Linked DNA regions of Homo sapiens: region 1 is linked to region 2. Evidence: chromatin loops called from intact Hi-C (ENCODE). Cell type or tissue: breast epithelium. All regions are shown on one strand.

The links. Peaks named below come from ENCODE experiments on the same cell type or tissue, not always from the same donor. Only the 100,000 strongest peaks of a DNase experiment are listed, where the experiment ranks them.
Region 1: it touches region 2 in a loop (5-fold over the local background); 6 of 110 quality-filtered maps call a loop at or near these places.

The regions. Positions count from the first base shown.
Region 1 is chr1:16,203,331-16,211,330 of GRCh38, reverse strand. ARHGEF19 (Rho guanine nucleotide exchange factor 19) reads left to right here. Exons shown (of 16, transcript NM_153213.5): 2 at 2,248-2,688; 3 at 3,106-3,387; 4 at 3,554-3,656; 5 at 3,733-3,809; 6 at 4,121-4,383; 7 at 4,991-5,151; 8 at 5,248-5,400; 9 at 5,664-5,793; 10 at 5,906-5,980; 11 at 6,155-6,244; 12 at 6,412-6,572. The coding sequence starts at 2,277. Among named protein-coding and RNA genes, the nearest start is that of ARHGEF19, 5.3 kb to the left of the region's middle. RefSeq lists enhancers at 2,093-3,065, 3,066-4,039 and silencers at 4,086-4,535, 4,736-4,805. In breast epithelium, no CTCF peak of the experiment used is centred here; DNase peaks (open chromatin) are centred at 4,610 and 5,361; H3K4me3 peaks cover 2,742 bases; H3K27ac peaks cover 2,890 bases.
Region 2 is chr1:15,531,470-15,539,469 of GRCh38, reverse strand. DNAJC16 (DnaJ heat shock protein family (Hsp40) member C16) reads right to left here. Exons shown (of 15, transcript NM_015291.4): 3 at 5,167-5,233; 4 at 2,656-2,995. Among named protein-coding and RNA genes, the nearest start is that of DNAJC16, 8.6 kb to the right of the region's middle. In breast epithelium, no CTCF peak of the experiment used is centred here; no DNase peak of the experiment used is centred here.

The sequences.
Region 1 (8,000 bases), 670 kb before region 2:
AAGTGGGACTTCTGTGTCGAGGACTTCTGATTCCTGCAGAGAAAGAGACCCGTCTGTGGGCAGGGGCCTCCTTGTGCACACTCCTGCGATATAATGTGTGTCTCAGCCTCACTCCTTCATCTTCCCCATCTGTGTGAAGGCCTGAGCTGCCTTCTGTCTAGAGAAAGACTGATGATAATAAAAATACTATCCTATTTGCCGGATGAGGAGACCGAGGCTTAGGGAGACTCGCTCAGATGGGTACTTTTCAGGCTAGAGGGACAGAGGCTGATGGTACAAGCCAGAGTGGCCACCGTAGAGAGGACCCCTTTGGAGCAGCCAGTCCCCTTCTTCCCACCCTCCCAGACAGCAGGGTGAAGGGAGCAGGGGGAAGCAGTTGAGAAGCTGTGCAGAGAGACTGGGGCCTGCCATAGACCCAGCCATCTCTCGCTGGGTCCTCTTCTCCCTCCCTGTCTCCAATAGTGACTGACACTGTCACTGTTCAGGCCAAGGCTTTCCCTCTAAGTGCACTATGTATTTCAGCCGTGGAGCAGTTAACTATCACCTCCTCCAGGAAGTCTTCCTGGAATACCCAGGTTGAGTTGAGCCGAGCACCCTCCTCTGATGGTTCCTCTGGCTTGGCTCTTGCCAACCTGGATTGTAACTGTTTTCATTTTTGGCTCTCCCACTAGACTGGCAGCCCACGGGCATGAAATGTTTGTCCATCTGTCTCCCTGGGTTTTCTGGGCTTCATCTGTGTCTCTGAGGATCTGGTTGGCCTGAAATTGTCAGTGTCTCTGTCTCCATCTCTGGGTCCCTGAATGTCTCAGCATCTGTGGTTTTTCTGTTTTTGAACGTCTTGGGGTCTTGGTTTCTCAGTTACTGGCTAAGTGGTCTCTGTTTCTCTGGGTCTCTCTCAGTCTTCATTTCCTGGCTCTCCTGGTCCTGCCAGGCTGGGCACTGCCCCTTTGGCCTGAGGGGGCCTCTGGGGGGTCCTGGCTGCCCGGCCTGCCCACAGCGAGGCCAGGCTAGGGTAGGCCCCCGCCCAGCCCGCTGCCTGCTCCCTCCCTCCCTCCCTGCTTGCCTCACCACAGGGTTTGATGAATCAAACTCTTTGTCTGGGTGGGATCTCCCCCAGCCAGCTGGGCAGAGAGAGGGCTTCCCCTGCCGGAACAGCCAAACAGCATCAGCAGCGGGCCTGGGCCCAGAGAGGTGAGGGGCTGCAGGAGGGAGGCTGGCAGAGGGCCACAGGGCAAGAGCTGTGGGGGCTTGGGCCTCTCAGATCATCAGGCCTGCCCCGATCGGAGGGCTGGCTCCCCAGGGATAACTTCCTGCCCAGAAAGGACCCATCCAGCCTGGCCCACCCAGGGGCTGGAAGCTGGGGTGGGGGACAGCCCCTCTTTCACTCCAAGCCGGGGGTGCTGGGGCACCTCTTTGAACTTCGAGAAGGCCCCTGCCTGATCTGGGTGGTGGCCCGCCTGCCAGTCCATGACCCTCCCAGCCAACTTGGCATGGGTGTGGGCACCACTCAGCACTGAAGGCCGCAACTCTGGGCAAGGGTCGGGGAGATGGGGGGAGAAACATCAGAGCAAGGACCTGTGGGCTGGTGTGTGTCTGTGTGCATGTGAAGGGAACAGGAGGGTGAGAAATCTTGGGTGCCTGTGTAAATATCGGACGGGTCAGCGTGTTTGTGAGGAGTTGTCTGTGAATGTATGCGGTTGTGTAAAAATGTGTGTGTCTGTGACTGTGTGAGCCTGAGTTTGAAATGTCTGTATCTATGAAAGTGTACATGTCATTCTATACTTGGGAGAAAATGTAGTGTGGATGTATATGTTGGGAAATGGATTTGTGTGACAATGTATGTATTTGCATGTCTGGTGACATGTCAGTGTGTTTTAGAGAAGTACAAGGTGGTTAAAATCATCGATTTCAAAGCTAGAACGGCCAGGTTAGAATCCTGGCTCCACCATTTACCAAATAACCTCTCTGTGCCTCAGTTTCCTCACCTATAAAATGGGGATAATAAGAGCATCAACTCACAGCGTTGTTGTGAGGATTAAATGAGATAGTATGTGTAAAGTACTTGGCCTATCATTCAGGCAATGCCAAGCAAGTATCAGCTATTTCTATATAATTAGACATGTGAGTGTGTTTGTGGAGATGTGTGTACACAAGTGTACACAGGGGTTTGTCCAGGCCTCCAGGGGTGGTGGCTTACTGGCCAGCCCCACTGTCCTCTGTCTAGGTCTGATATCTTCTCTTCTGCAGGGCCAGGTGGGTGGCAGAGCAAAAGAGGAATGGACTGTGGGCCACCTGCTACCCTCCAGCCCCACCTGACTGGGCCACCTGGCACTGCCCACCACCCTGTAGCAGTGTGCCAGCAGGAGAGTCTGTCCTTTGCAGAGCTGCCCGCCCTGAAGCCCCCGAGCCCAGTGTGTCTGGACCTTTTCCCTGTTGCCCCAGAGGAGCTTCGGGCTCCTGGCAGCCGCTGGTCCCTGGGGACCCCTGCCCCTCTCCAAGGGTTGCTATGGCCATTATCCCCAGGAGGCTCAGATACAGAGATCACCAGCGGGGGGATGCGGCCCAGCAGGGCTGGCAGCTGGCCACACTGTCCTGGTGCCCAGCCCCCAGCTCTGGAGGGACCCTGGAGTCCCCGACACACACAGCCACAGCGCCGGGCCAGCCACGGCTCGGAGAAGAAGTCTGCCTGTGAGTCACCCTGGGGAAGGCGGGTGTGGGTGCCATGGCAGGGGGATAGGGGAGGGGCTGGGCAGCTCCTTAACCTTTATGTCCCAAGGTTCCCCCAAAAGTCAGGACAAGTGGTAGATTAGTGATAAGGAAACTAGTGGGGCTCAGGGAAGGCAAGTGACTTGTCCAAGGTTATGCAGTGAGTGAGTCACCATTCTGGGCAGCCTGATCCCTCTGTCTACTGCAGCCAGGCCCTGTGCTCTCCTTACCCCTCTCGTGGACCCCAGGGCTCTGGGGACCAGATGCTAGCAGAAACACAGGCCCTTCCCTTGGGCATGGTGCCTGAACCTCCCCAGGTGCTCAGGGCCAGGGGCAGCAGCAGGGAGGAGGTTGGGGGAGACCCCAGCCCGTGCTCTCACTCCTTGCCCCCAACCCTAGGGCGCAAGATGCGGGTGTACCAGCGTGAAGAGGTCCCCGGCTGCCCCGAGGCCCACGCTGTCTTCCTAGAGCCTGGCCAGGTAGTGCAAGAGCAGGCCCTGAGCACAGAGGAGCCCAGGGTGGAGTTGTCTGGGTCCACCCGAGTGAGCCTCGAAGGTCCTGAGCGGAGGCGCTTCTCGGCATCGGAGCTGATGACCCGGCTGCACTCTTCTCTGCGCCTGGGGCGGAATTCAGCAGCCCGGGCACTCATCTCTGGGTCAGGCACCGGAGCAGCCCGGGAAGGTACCAGCTCCTCCCATGGGCCCTGAGGGCAGCCAGATGCCGGGTGGGGGTGGGGGTGGGCGATGCCCACTCACCGGCCGCCTGAGGCCGTCAGGGTGCCTGGGCCGGGGCCCAGGCCCCAGGCCCACTCTCTGGACCCCCCACCCTCAGTTCTCGCCCTCTCCAGGGAAAGCATCTGGAATGGAGGCTCGAAGTGTAGAGATGAGCGGGGACCGGGTGTCGCGGCCAGCCCCTGGTGACTCACGAGAGGGCGATTGGTCCGAGCCCAGGTACCACCTCCCGTTTGGGCTTGGGTCCGAGACAGGGTGCAGGCGAACTAGGGCCGTGACGCTCTCTCTTTCCTAGGCTAGACACACAGGAAGAGCCGCCTTTGGGGTCCAGGAGCACCAACGAGCGGCGCCAGTCTCGATTCCTCCTTAACTGTACGTGGGAGGGGGGTCCCTGGGAGGAGGTAACGGAGGAAGGGGCTGCGGTGTGGAAACGGGGAAAAGAGGGTTTGGAGAGTTGAGAGGTAGGGATCGAGTGAGAAACGGAGAATGGAACTGTCGGTATCTAGCACTCAGTAGGTGCTCAATTTGTTTATGGAATGAATGAATGAATGAATGAATTCACTGTGTCCAGATATCCGAACCGCGGCAAAGGTTAAGTGACGCGGGCTCTTGAGGGAACCGAGGAAAAGCCGGGCAGGGGCTGGCGGGCGCCCCACGCTCTCCCCCGCCCGTCTTTCCCCCAGCCGTCCTCTATCAGGAATACAGCGACGTGGCCAGCGCCCGCGAACTGCGGCGGCAGCAGCGCGAGGAGGAGGGCCCGGGGGACGAGGCCGAGGGCGCAGAGGAGGGGCCGGGGCCGCCGCGGGCCAACCTCTCCCCCAGCAGCTCCTTCCGGGCGCAGCGCTCGGCGCGAGGCTCCACCTTCTCGCTGTGGCAGGATATCCCCGACGTACGCGGCAGCGGCGTCCTGGCCACGCTGAGCCTGCGGGACTGCAAGCTGCAGGAGGTGGGCGCGCGCGGGGACCCGGCGGGGCGGGGGCGGGCCGGGGAGTACGCGGTCCGGGGACTTAGCGGGAACCGGGCCATAGAGGGAGGGGGACACACAAAGGGGGTTGCTGGCGCGACTGTCCGCGCGGAAGGTTGGCTCTAGGACCTGACTACACGAGGCCGTCTGGAAGCGAGGACAGCAAGCCGCTGAGCGAGAGGCGAGGGGAGCCGGGCTTGGGTGCGGGTAGGGGGCGGAGCCAGCGGGACGAAACCTAGGATAGGACAGGGCCGGATGAGGAGCGGAACCATTGGAAGAGCAAACGCCTGGTGGGCGCGGAACAAGGCGGGGCCAGGATCAGGGGCGGGACCTGGGGGGTGGGCGGGGCTCTGGGAAGAACGCGTCGGGGCGGGGCTTAGGAGAGGGGCGGGATCGAGGACAGGAAAGGCTTGCACAATTTCCCGCGGCGGGACGTGGGTCGCCGGGCCCGCCCGGCGCCAGATTAGGAGTGGGGCTAGAGAAGGGGCGAGGACGCGAGGTGTGGCGTCCTGGGGTCTGGGGATGTGAGGCCAGGGCCTCCGAGGTGAACTGGTCCTGCCCTTTCGACCCCGTGTGTGCCCTCCCTCAGGCCAAGTTTGAGCTGATCACCTCCGAGGCCTCCTACATCCACAGCCTGTCGGTGGCTGTGGGCCACTTCTTAGGCTCTGCCGAGCTGAGCGAGTGTCTGGGGGCGCAGGACAAGCAGTGGCTGTTTTCCAAACTGCCCGAGGTCAAGAGCACCAGCGAGAGGTGAAGAAGTGGTCTGGCCTGGCCCGGGGTGGGGACGGAGCCAGTGGTTGGCCAGCTCCCAGATCTGGGGTCTCCATCCTGGCTCTGACTCCTCAGGTTCCTGCAGGACCTGGAGCAGCGGCTGGAGGCAGATGTGCTGCGCTTCAGCGTGTGCGACGTGGTGCTGGACCACTGCCCGGCCTTCCGCAGAGTCTACCTGCCCTATGTCACCAACCAGGCCTACCAGGAGCGCACCTACCAGCGCCTGCTGTAGGGCTGGGGGCTCTGAAAGGGGCGGGGGCGTGGAGGGAGTCTCAGGCAGGTGTAGGCACTGAGGGCTGGGTGACGTAAGGTGACTCTGGGAGGGGAGGGGTCCCTGAAAAGGTCTCTGTGACCAGGATAAGGTGAGATGCAACCCCAAAGGGCAGTAAGGATGTGCTGAGAAGCCCCCTGAGGACCCCGTGGATGGCCAGGGTTGTGGATCCCAGGAATTCAGGCCTACCTGTGATTCCAGAGTCCTCCCCATTTTCCAGCCTGGAGAACCCCAGGTTCCCTGGCATCCTGGCTCGCCTGGAGGAGTCTCCTGTGTGCCAGCGTCTGCCCCTTACCTCCTTCCTTATCCTGCCCTTCCAGAGGATCACCCGCCTCAAGATGTTGGTGGAGGTACCTCGAGGGGACAGGCCACAGTGAGGGCTGGGCGAGGGAGATACACCTGTGGGCGGGCCGGGTCTCGGGAGTATGAGGACTGCCTCATTGTGCTGATCCCACCTTCCAGAACATCCTGAAGCGGACAGCACAGGGCTCTGAAGACGAAGACATGGCCACCAAGGCCTTCAATGCGCTCAAGGAGGTGAGCTGGGCAGGGCAGGGGCTGCTTGGCTCCTGAGGCCCCCCCTGGACCCCCAGCACGTCTCTAAAACAGCCCCCAGCTGTCAGAGTCTCCGGTCCCCAGGCAAGAGTCTGAGGCTGGGCTCTGGGAGCCGGAGCTGAGGGGCTGCAGGTGACCTCCCCACGGCTCCCCCAGCTGGTGCAGGAGTGCAATGCTAGTGTACAGTCCATGAAGAGGACAGAGGAACTCATCCACCTGAGCAAGAAGATCCACTTTGAGGGCAAGGTGTGTGTCTGCAGCCAGCGGGATGGGGACCCCAAGGGGCAGCTCTTGTTTCTTCCTTGCCCTGGGGGCTTCAGGCCAGTTAATCGCTGCCCACACCCTCCCATCTACCATCTTGTGCTCTCTGCCTGGTGCCCCTGGGCCTGACCCATCCTTCTCCATCCCTCTAGATTTTCCCGCTGATCTCTCAGGCCCGCTGGCTGGTTCGGCATGGAGAGTTGGTAGAGCTGGCACCACTGCCTGCAGCACCCCCTGCCAAGCTGAAGCTGTCCAGCAAGGCAGTCTACCTCCACCTCTTCAATGACTGCTTGCTGCTCTCTCGGCGGAAGGAGTGAGTCGGGGCAGTCAGGGGTGGGTAGGTAAAGTGGAGCCAGGCTCTCTTCCTCCCCACCACTGGGCTTATGACCAGTCCATCCCTGGGCCTGGGAGTCCCTGCCTGTGCCAGGGTATGCTGCCAGGGCACCCTGAGATTTGGAGGCTCCTGAAGCAAAGGCAGAGATGTGAGACAAGTCCATGTTCCAGAAGGGAGAATCAAGGGCTAGACTGTATGCCGAGGACTTGGAGATGCTGTGAGCTTCAGCCAGTAAGAGCAGAGACTAAGAGCATAGCCCTAGAGTCCCAACTCTGCCCTGAGTCACAGCTATGCCAGAAGCCAACATTTACTCAGTACCTACTCTGTGCAAGGCATGCTACGTGGATTATTCCCTTTAATCCTCCAAATACCTCCCTGGGAAATAGGCTTCTCTGTTACTCTCAGATCATGGAGCTAGTAGGTGGGGGAGCCAGGAGGATGCCAGCTCTGTCTGATGGCAGCACCATGCCTGACTCACAGTGAACACTTGTTCAGTATTAGCTGGGATTGTTAGGAAGAGTGAGGTAGAAGACTACCTGGATAAGGTGAATGGGATAAAGGATGGACATGTGGGCTGGGCACGGTGGCTCACACCTGTAATCCCAGCACTTTGGGAGGCCAAGGTAGGAGGATCACTTGAGTCTAGGAGTTCAAGACTAGCCTGGGCAACATAGTGAGACCCCATCTCTTAAAACAAAAAAGGATGGACATGTTATGCTATAAGAAGAATTCATTCCTGATTTGTTTGTTCATTTAGTAAACAGTCACTGAATCTCTGTTCTGTAGCAGGCCAGTGCTAGGGACATAAATATGAATGAGACTTGTTTTCTGCTCACAGAAGCTCTCAGACAGTGAAAATACATTCTGACAACCATATCATCAGGGTTTTGATATAAGGGTGTACTGCGGTATTTCCTGGTGTGGAGTGAGAATCAATAAAGCTTCATAGAGGACAGGACATTTGAGCTGGGTTTTGAAGGATGAGTAGGAGTTTTCCAGGTAGACAGGTAGTTTGAGTGCAGGAGTACAGCAGAGTCATGGTAGGGTAGAAGAGCGGAATGTGTGTTTGGGAATCATGAAGCCTAATGTGGCTGGATTTGTAAAGGAGAAAGGCAGCAGAGGGAAGTTGGGATGTTGAAGGTCATGATAGAGAGGTTGGACTTTTTCTGAGGCAGCAGGGAGCGTGGAGAGTTAAGCAGAGGGATGATATTTTGCTCCTGGCCAATTTGGAGGATGAACTGGAAGGGGAGAGGCCAGAGGGTCTTGCAGTTGCTCAGGAGAGGGTAGATGCTCCAGAAGTGGCAGGGTACTTCAGGATAAGTGGATTCAAGGGACAATAAGGAGGAAAGACAGGACATAGCTACCAGATGGGTGTAGGGGGGATGGAAAGGGAAGAGGTGAGCATGA
Region 2 (8,000 bases):
TCGAGACCATCCTGGCTAACACGGTGAAACCCCGTCTCTACTAAAAATACAAAAAAATTAGCCGGGCGTGGTGATGGGTGCCTGTAGTCCCAGCTACTAGGGAGGCTGAGGCAGGAGAACGGTGTGAACCTGGGAGGCGGAGCTTGCAGTGAGCAGAGATCGCACCACTGCACTCCAGCCTGGGCGACAGAGAGAGCCTCCGTCTCAAAAAAATAAAAAAAAAAAATAAAATAAAAAGGCATATGTGACTTATTTCAGAAACATTATTTGATGTTTATATAAATTGATGCTTCTGGCTAATCTGCACACCCTCGGGAATTAAAAATACTATACTGAGGCTGTGAGAGGGTCTTCCGTGCATTAGTAAACATCTGTCATACCCATAATTTGAGATGCCAAACAGCTCTCACTAAGCAATCCTAAACACATATCACACCCTTTAGGGAAGTTTTTTCCCCCCTCAGCTGCACATACACATTAATTTTCTCTCCACCTTTGAATAGGCCTTAGGGGATGGCACAGAGCCAACTGGAAGAACACGCCACTCGAATGTGGCTAAATACAAACATGCTGGTACACTAACCACAAGATGCAAAATAACGTGAAATGAAACAAAATCAAGAACACAGAGCTAAAGCAGAAAAATGCGTTATTTTTGCCAGTATTTAGGATGACTTTTTTTCTAGACAGTATGAGACTCTTATATACTTAGAAATCCTTAAAAGATAGGAATTAGTCTTTTTTTTGTTTTTCTGAGACAGAGTTTCGCTCACTGCCCAGGCTGGAATGCAATGGTGTGATCTCAGCTCACAGCAACCTCCAACTCCAGGGTTCAAGTGATTCTCCTGCCTCAGCCTCCCGAGTAGCTGGGATTACAGGCACGTGCCACTATGTCCAGCTAATTTTGTATTTTTACTAGAGACAGAGTTTCAGCATTTTGGCCAGGCTGGTCTCGAACTACTGACCTCAGGTGATCCGCCTGCCTTGGCCTCCCAAAGTGCTGGGGTTACAGGCATGAGCCACTGCGCCTGGCCAGGAATTAGTCTTCCTTTTTTTCTTTTTATTTTTTTTTCTTGAGACAGAGTCTCGCTCTGTCACCCAGGCTGGAGTGCAGTGGCACGATCTTGGCTCACTGCAACCTCTGCTTCCCGGGTTCAAGCGATTCTCCTGCCTCAGCCTCCGGAGTAGCTGGGACTACAGGCACCCGCCACCACTCCTGGCTGATTTTTGTATTTTTAGTACAGATGGGGTTTCACCATGTTGGCCAGGCTGGTCTCGAACTCCTGACCTTGTGATCCACCTGCCTCAGCCTCCCAAAGTGTTGGGATTACAGGTATGAGCCACCGTGCCCAGCAGTCTCTCTTTTTAAACAGGAAGTCATGGTGAATAAATTGCCAAACCCAGGTAATCACTGCCTGATCATCCAAATTGAGTTTCCCTAAAATGATATTTGATTTCAAGATGCTCAACTTCTGGGCCACGCTGGTAGCTCTGCCTGCACCTTCCAGCAAGCACTAAATGTGCTGAGATGATTGAGGTATGTTTCTTATGTGAGTTTCCTGGGCACAAGGACCATGATTTACTTATTTCTGAAGCAGTACGCGCGCAGTGTTTAAGACGGTCAGACTCCTGGGTCCAACCCAATACTGATGCTTATGGGTAGTGTAATAATGAATTAGTTCCTTAACCTTCAATGCCTTAGTTCCCTCACCTGTAAAATAGAGATAATAATAGTCTCTCCTTCATTGAGTTGCTCTGGGGACAAAAATAATGCACAGAAAGCATTTACCACAATGCAAGGGAACTGAAATGTTCAATAAAAATTATTATTATTATATATCCTTTAGTGTCTAATACAGTAATTGGAACATGAAAGTTGACTGAGAAAAAAGTTTCAAACGAAGGTATCTGTTTCATGGGCAAGGAGTTAGAAAATACAGAAGGAATTTCTTGTCATCTTTGTCTACTCCTTCAGTAAAACATTATTCTGTGCTTGCAAATGTGAGGTCAGTGTTAATTCTCTGTGTATATATTTTCTCTTCAACCAAATGGTGAACTCAAGGTCAGGGATGGTGCTAGTTCTGGGCCCTCTTCCACAGCACACTTCTCTTTAAACACTGGATGCTTTTACACACTAGTTTTTACCAGTGTGTGACTGAAGATTCCTTAGCTGACTTCCAACCCCCTTCAAGGCTCAGCTCACAATAAGTAAAAAATTGGTGCTTCGGAGTCACAGAGTTGAAGAAAGCAGACTAATACATTTAAGAAAGATTTTCAAAAAGGGTTTATAGAATAGGCAATTTAAAAAACCTGCTTTGGGGCCAGGCATGGTGGCTCCCACCTGACATCCCAGTACTGTGGGAGGCCGAGGCAGGCAGATCACTTGAGGTCAGGAGTTTGAAGCCGGCCTGGCCAACGTGGTGAAACCCTGTCTCTACTAAAAATACAAAAATTAGCTGGGCGTGATGGTGGGTGCCTGTAATCCCAACTACTCGGGAGGTTGAGGCAGGAGAATCACTTGAACCCGGGAGGTGGAGGTTGCAGTGAGCCGAGATCACACCACTGTACTCCAGCCTGGGCAACAGAGCAAGACTCCATCTTGAAAAAAAAAAAGTCATCTATATAAATATCTTTCAGTGAATAAAATTATCTTACCCAATTCTTCCAGTTCTTGAATGACTTCTTTCCACACAGGCTCGATATGAATGCAGCTAAAGCACCAATCGGAGGTGATCTTGATGAGGTAGGGTTTCTTGAAGCTATCTGGAACCACTTCATTCACATAATGTGAAAAGTGCAATAAATACTTTTCGTCAATTGAGTCCCGCCGTTCAGAATTAAAAGGGAAGTGAAAAAAGGATTCATCAAAATAAAAATTTTCATGGAAATGGCGGAAGCGATACTCTCGCTGCTGTTGCTGCTTCTGGTAGCCCTGGTTCTCTCCAGCGTCTCCATATTGATCATAATTTGATCTCTTTTCTTCATTTGAAAGAATCTATAAAGGAAGAAAAAAATCTAAACAACAACAAAAGGTTCATCCAAAAGACTTTTTTGTAAGCAGCTTGAAAGACATAGGAAGAAAATAAATGCAGCCAGTCGTGGTGGCTCACACCTGTAATCCCAGCACTTTGGGAGGCTGAGGCGGGTGGATCACTTGAGGTCGGGAGTTTGAGATCAGCCTGACCAACATGGAGAAACCCCGTCTCTACTAAAAATACAAAAAATCAAATCAGCCGGGAGTGGTGGCGCATGCCTGTAATCCCAGCTACTCGGGAGGCTGAGGTAGGAGAATTGCTTGAACCCAGGAGGCGGAGGTTGAGGTGAGCCGAGATGGTGCCACTGCACTCCAGCCTAGGCAACAAGAGCGAAACTCCGTCTCAAAAAAAAAAAAAAAAAAGAAAAGAAAAGAAAAGAAAAGAAATGTAAAAATTATGACACGATTATGTGAGGCCAAGGTTTGGAGGATCCCTTGAAGCCAGGAGTTCAAGACCAGCCTGGACCACATAGCATGACTTTGCTACAAAAAGAAAAAAAAAAATCGGCCAGGCATGGTGGTGCGTGCCTATAGTCCTAGCTACTTGGGAGGGTGAGGTGAGTGGGAGATTGCTTGAGCCCAGTAGTTGAAGGCTGCAGTGAGCTGTGATCGCATCACTGTACTCCAGCCTGGGTGACAGAGACAGACTGTCTCTTAAGAAAAAAGAAAAAAGATTATGACATAATTAGATATTCTTTTTCTTTTCGAGATAGAGTCTCACTCTGTCACCCAGGCTGGAGTGAAGTGGCGTGATCACAGCTCACTGCAGCCTCCATCTCTCAGGGTCAACCTTCCATCTCAGCCTCCTGAGTAGCTAGGACCATCAGCACATGCCACCATGCCTGGCTAATTTTTGTATTTTTCACCATGTTGTCTAGGCTGGTCCTGAATTCCTCAGCTTAAGCGATCTGCATGCCTCAGCCTCCCCAAGTGCTGGGATTACAGGGCGTGAGCAGCCACTGGGTCCAGCCGATTAGATATTCTAAATGCAGTCATTCAAAAGAATGAGAAACTCTTCTTTCACTAGAGAAACATTAAAGAACATTCAAGACTAAAATATTTCAGTTTAGGTACTCATGCTCATCTTGGCATTAAAGATTTCAAACTACCACAACATTAAACACTTCAGCAAAACAAATAAAATAACATAATGTTGATCACCAGGGCTCAATGACAAGAAAATTGACCTGGTCATACCTGGTGAGTTGGACCAATTCAAACCAAGATAAGAAAAGCTATGAACACCAAATAGCTATAGTCTAGTGCCTTGTCTGTTAATTTACTTTGTTTTACAAAATAACTTTGAAGTCTAAAATTCAGGAATCTGTTTTAGAATGATGACGTGTTATTCTATGAGCTAAGCACTGTCTGCTGAAGGGCATTCCCTATACAAATCAGAAAGCCACTGAATTCTCTTTGATGCATATTCCAGACCAATCTACTTGAGCTGACATACTGGAAAATTACTGAAAATCTTGTGTTTAAATGTATTTGTTACCTCGTGCCACTTTAATAAATATAGGCGATTTGGTATGTGATTCTTTAATGCATATTTCTAAGAAGGCAATAGTGACACATACAGACATACTCAGGGTAATTCTACAATTCTAGTTAAAGCCTTTAAAATAGGCCAGTTTTTCCAAGAGCTGAAGTGTTCAGGCACTTGTTCCAATATACTGGATGTGGCCAAATATGTTCTATTATTTTTTATTTTATTTTATTTTTTGAGACGGTCTCCCTCTGTTACCCAGGCCTCGATCTCTGCTCACTGCAACCTCCCACTCCCGGGTTCAAGCAATTCTCCTGCCTAAGCCTCCTGAGTAGCTGGGATTACAGGCACGTGCCACCACGCCCGGCGAATTTTTTTTGTATTTTTAGTAAAGACAGGGTTTCAGCATGTTGGTCAGGCTGGTCTCGAACTCCTGACCTCGTGATCCACCCACCTCGGCCTCCCAAAGTGCTGGGATTACAGGCATGAGCCACCGCATCCAGCCTGTTCTCTCTATTATAATCTAGAAACTGCATCAAGGGCATGGGGAACATGACCTTTCTGACAACTTTACAAAACTCATCACCTCCTAAGGCATATTTTGTAAGAGCTAATGGATGCATCACAAAGCTGGACACGATACCTCGTAAGCCTTACTGATTTGAATGAACTTGTCTTCTGCTCCAGGATCTTTGTTTTTGTCAGGATGCCTGAAACACAAACAGGCAGGCGGTGAGAAAGGATGTAACTTTTAATGCACAGTCATTTAATGTCCTTGTCCACAGAGTTCACTACAGAGGCAGACGGAGGGCTATTTTGTTAGGAAAGTTTCTTAAAATAAATGATAGAGGCAATCAGTTGTTTTACATGACTATAATAAATGAAACTTTGAAACAGGCTATTTTTTCCCAAAGCACTCCAGCAGGGCATGTTTTCAAAGCACCATATAATACTGCAGCATTTCACAGAGGAAGGTGGGAAATGGTGCATGTCTGTACACTGCTCCCAAACACTGCTAAAGCTGGCTGAAGGCTAAGTCGTTTATCCATAAGAACCCATGTCTTCTCCTAGGATGGCAACGTTTCATCCCAATGCTAGAATGATATCAGGATGCTAGAATGCTGTTGTTTCTTCTGATAACACAGGTAGACATGAGAAATAGCTTTTAGGATAGACTAAATTCATTTAGTAACAATCAGGTTTCAAACTGCACTTGTGCCTGACTTTCAAATTAGAACATTTTTCGTTATTATTACGATTGCTTTTTACCTGGATAAAGATTTCAAGGCCACTGTTTTTTTTGTTTTTTTGTTTTTTTTGAGACAGGGTCTCACTCTGTTGCCCAGACTGGAATGCAGTGGTACAATCTTGGCGCACTGCAACCTCTGCCTCCCAGGCTCAAGCGATTCTCTTGCCTCAGCCTCCCGAGTAGCTGGGATTACAGGCCTGCGCCACTATCACCCGGCTAATTTTTGTATTTTTAGTAGAGATGGGGTTTCACCATGTTGGCTGGGCTGGTCTCAAACTCCTGACCTCAAATGATCCACCTGTCTCGGCCTCCAAAAGTGTTGGGAATACAGGCGTGAGCCACCACGCCCGGCCTCAATGCCACATGTTTAACATTTTTTGCCATGTTGTCCAGGCTGGTCTCAAATTCCTGGACTCATGCCATCCTCCTGCCTTGGCCTCCCAAAGTGCTGGGATTACAGGTGTGAGCTACCACACCCGGCCAGCTTTGGAGATTTTAAAGTTCTCGATAGTAAGGGCTAGGTTTAATTCCTTGAAAGCCCCTAAGACCTAAATCAGTGTTTTATATGGACTGATTTTTCAATGTTCACTTTAAGAGACTTTGTATGACAGTATTCTTTACATAATCACTTTTGGTAACTTCTAGTAAATTTCCTCTGACATAGGTTCTGGAAAGAAAAACAATTCACTGGGAAGCAAATGACTATTAACGATACACCAAGCACATTGGAATAAAAAAAAATCTACAACTTAATGGATTTATTCTAGCAGGAATGTGTTTGAATGAATTATACCACATATTCTGATTTCTCTACAAATAAGGAAACTCCAAATTGTTGACTGCTGAGTTTAAAAATCATTCCTTCCTTAACCATTTAATCCTTGCTATGAGTATTAGTGGGGGAAAAAAATCTCAGCTAGTCATAATGAAAACAGCATGACTTAAGGAAACGAGATGGAGACTCCAAAGCATTTCTGGATGACAAAAAAAAACACAAAAATACCAACAAAACCAACCCATCAACCAAACCATCAGGCTGACGACTGAGTGGATCAAAAATTATGCAATCATACAAATGAAGATTTAACATATAGAACTCTGTAGAAGAAGGGTAGGAAGGGGCTTTTTAGGAGAATGAACCAAAGAGAGAGTCTTGAGGGCAGCTAGGTTAGAAAACACAGATCCTGAAACAGAGGAGGGCAAGGCTGAAGAACAGGGAGGAAACCACAGCACTTTCAGCTGTATTCATACGGAATACTTTCCTAATTGTGGGAAGACACCACAAGGTTGAAAACATAAAAAAAAAAATTCAGCCATAGGAAAGTATTGTCCAATGCTATTTTCAGTTAATATGAAATTATTTCAGGAACTGCAATATAATACACAATCTTTAAAATTCAAAGTAGAGGAAATATTGCGTGTAGTATCTACTGGCTCTCTAGTTACCTCTTAAAGGAATAAAAACAAAGATAGAGAAGGTAATACAGCAAAGAATTACACAAAATAATTTACTGTTAGTTTATTGCATAACCACGTCACACCAATCTGCCATTCTTTGGGTGGGAGGAGTTATTTCTTTTGCTAATGTGGATAACAAACAAAAAGTACCTACGATAAAACTTAATTATTGGGAGAAAAACATAGTTTTCCTAAGGGAAAAAGTAAAGTCAAATGGTTTCACCAAGCAAAGTAAAATTCTTAAGCAGTCTAAGAAACACTTAGTAAAATGTATCAGAGGAAGGCTCCAGATCCAACTCAACAAGTAACCACTTCCCCCTGCTATAGCTCATTCTGAAAAGTCAAACTGGGAAACACTGCTATTTTCAGTGTATATCAAGCCATTAGTAAGCAAAACTTAAACTATTCCAAGTGACAAAGCATTGTCATAGCCAAAACCGCAGAAAATAATAGTAGAGCAAAATTAAAAACGTAAAGTAAAATTTTAGACTTTTACTGGATGACACACTCAATACACTTCTATGGTGATGAATTATTCCTAGAGAGAATCTAATTAAAAAAGAGAAGAATATGACTCATTTAATTAATATCATAACACCCTTTTCAGCTCTGGAAGACAGAAAAGTCAAAGCTATACATTTTAATAGGTCCCACATACTCAAGCTGTCACTTGTGTTCTTAAAATATTGTCAAAGGCTATGCCTTGTCCAAAAGAATGTTGTTACCTTATGAATTTGCTGCAGATTTATATATCCTGCTTTAAACATAAA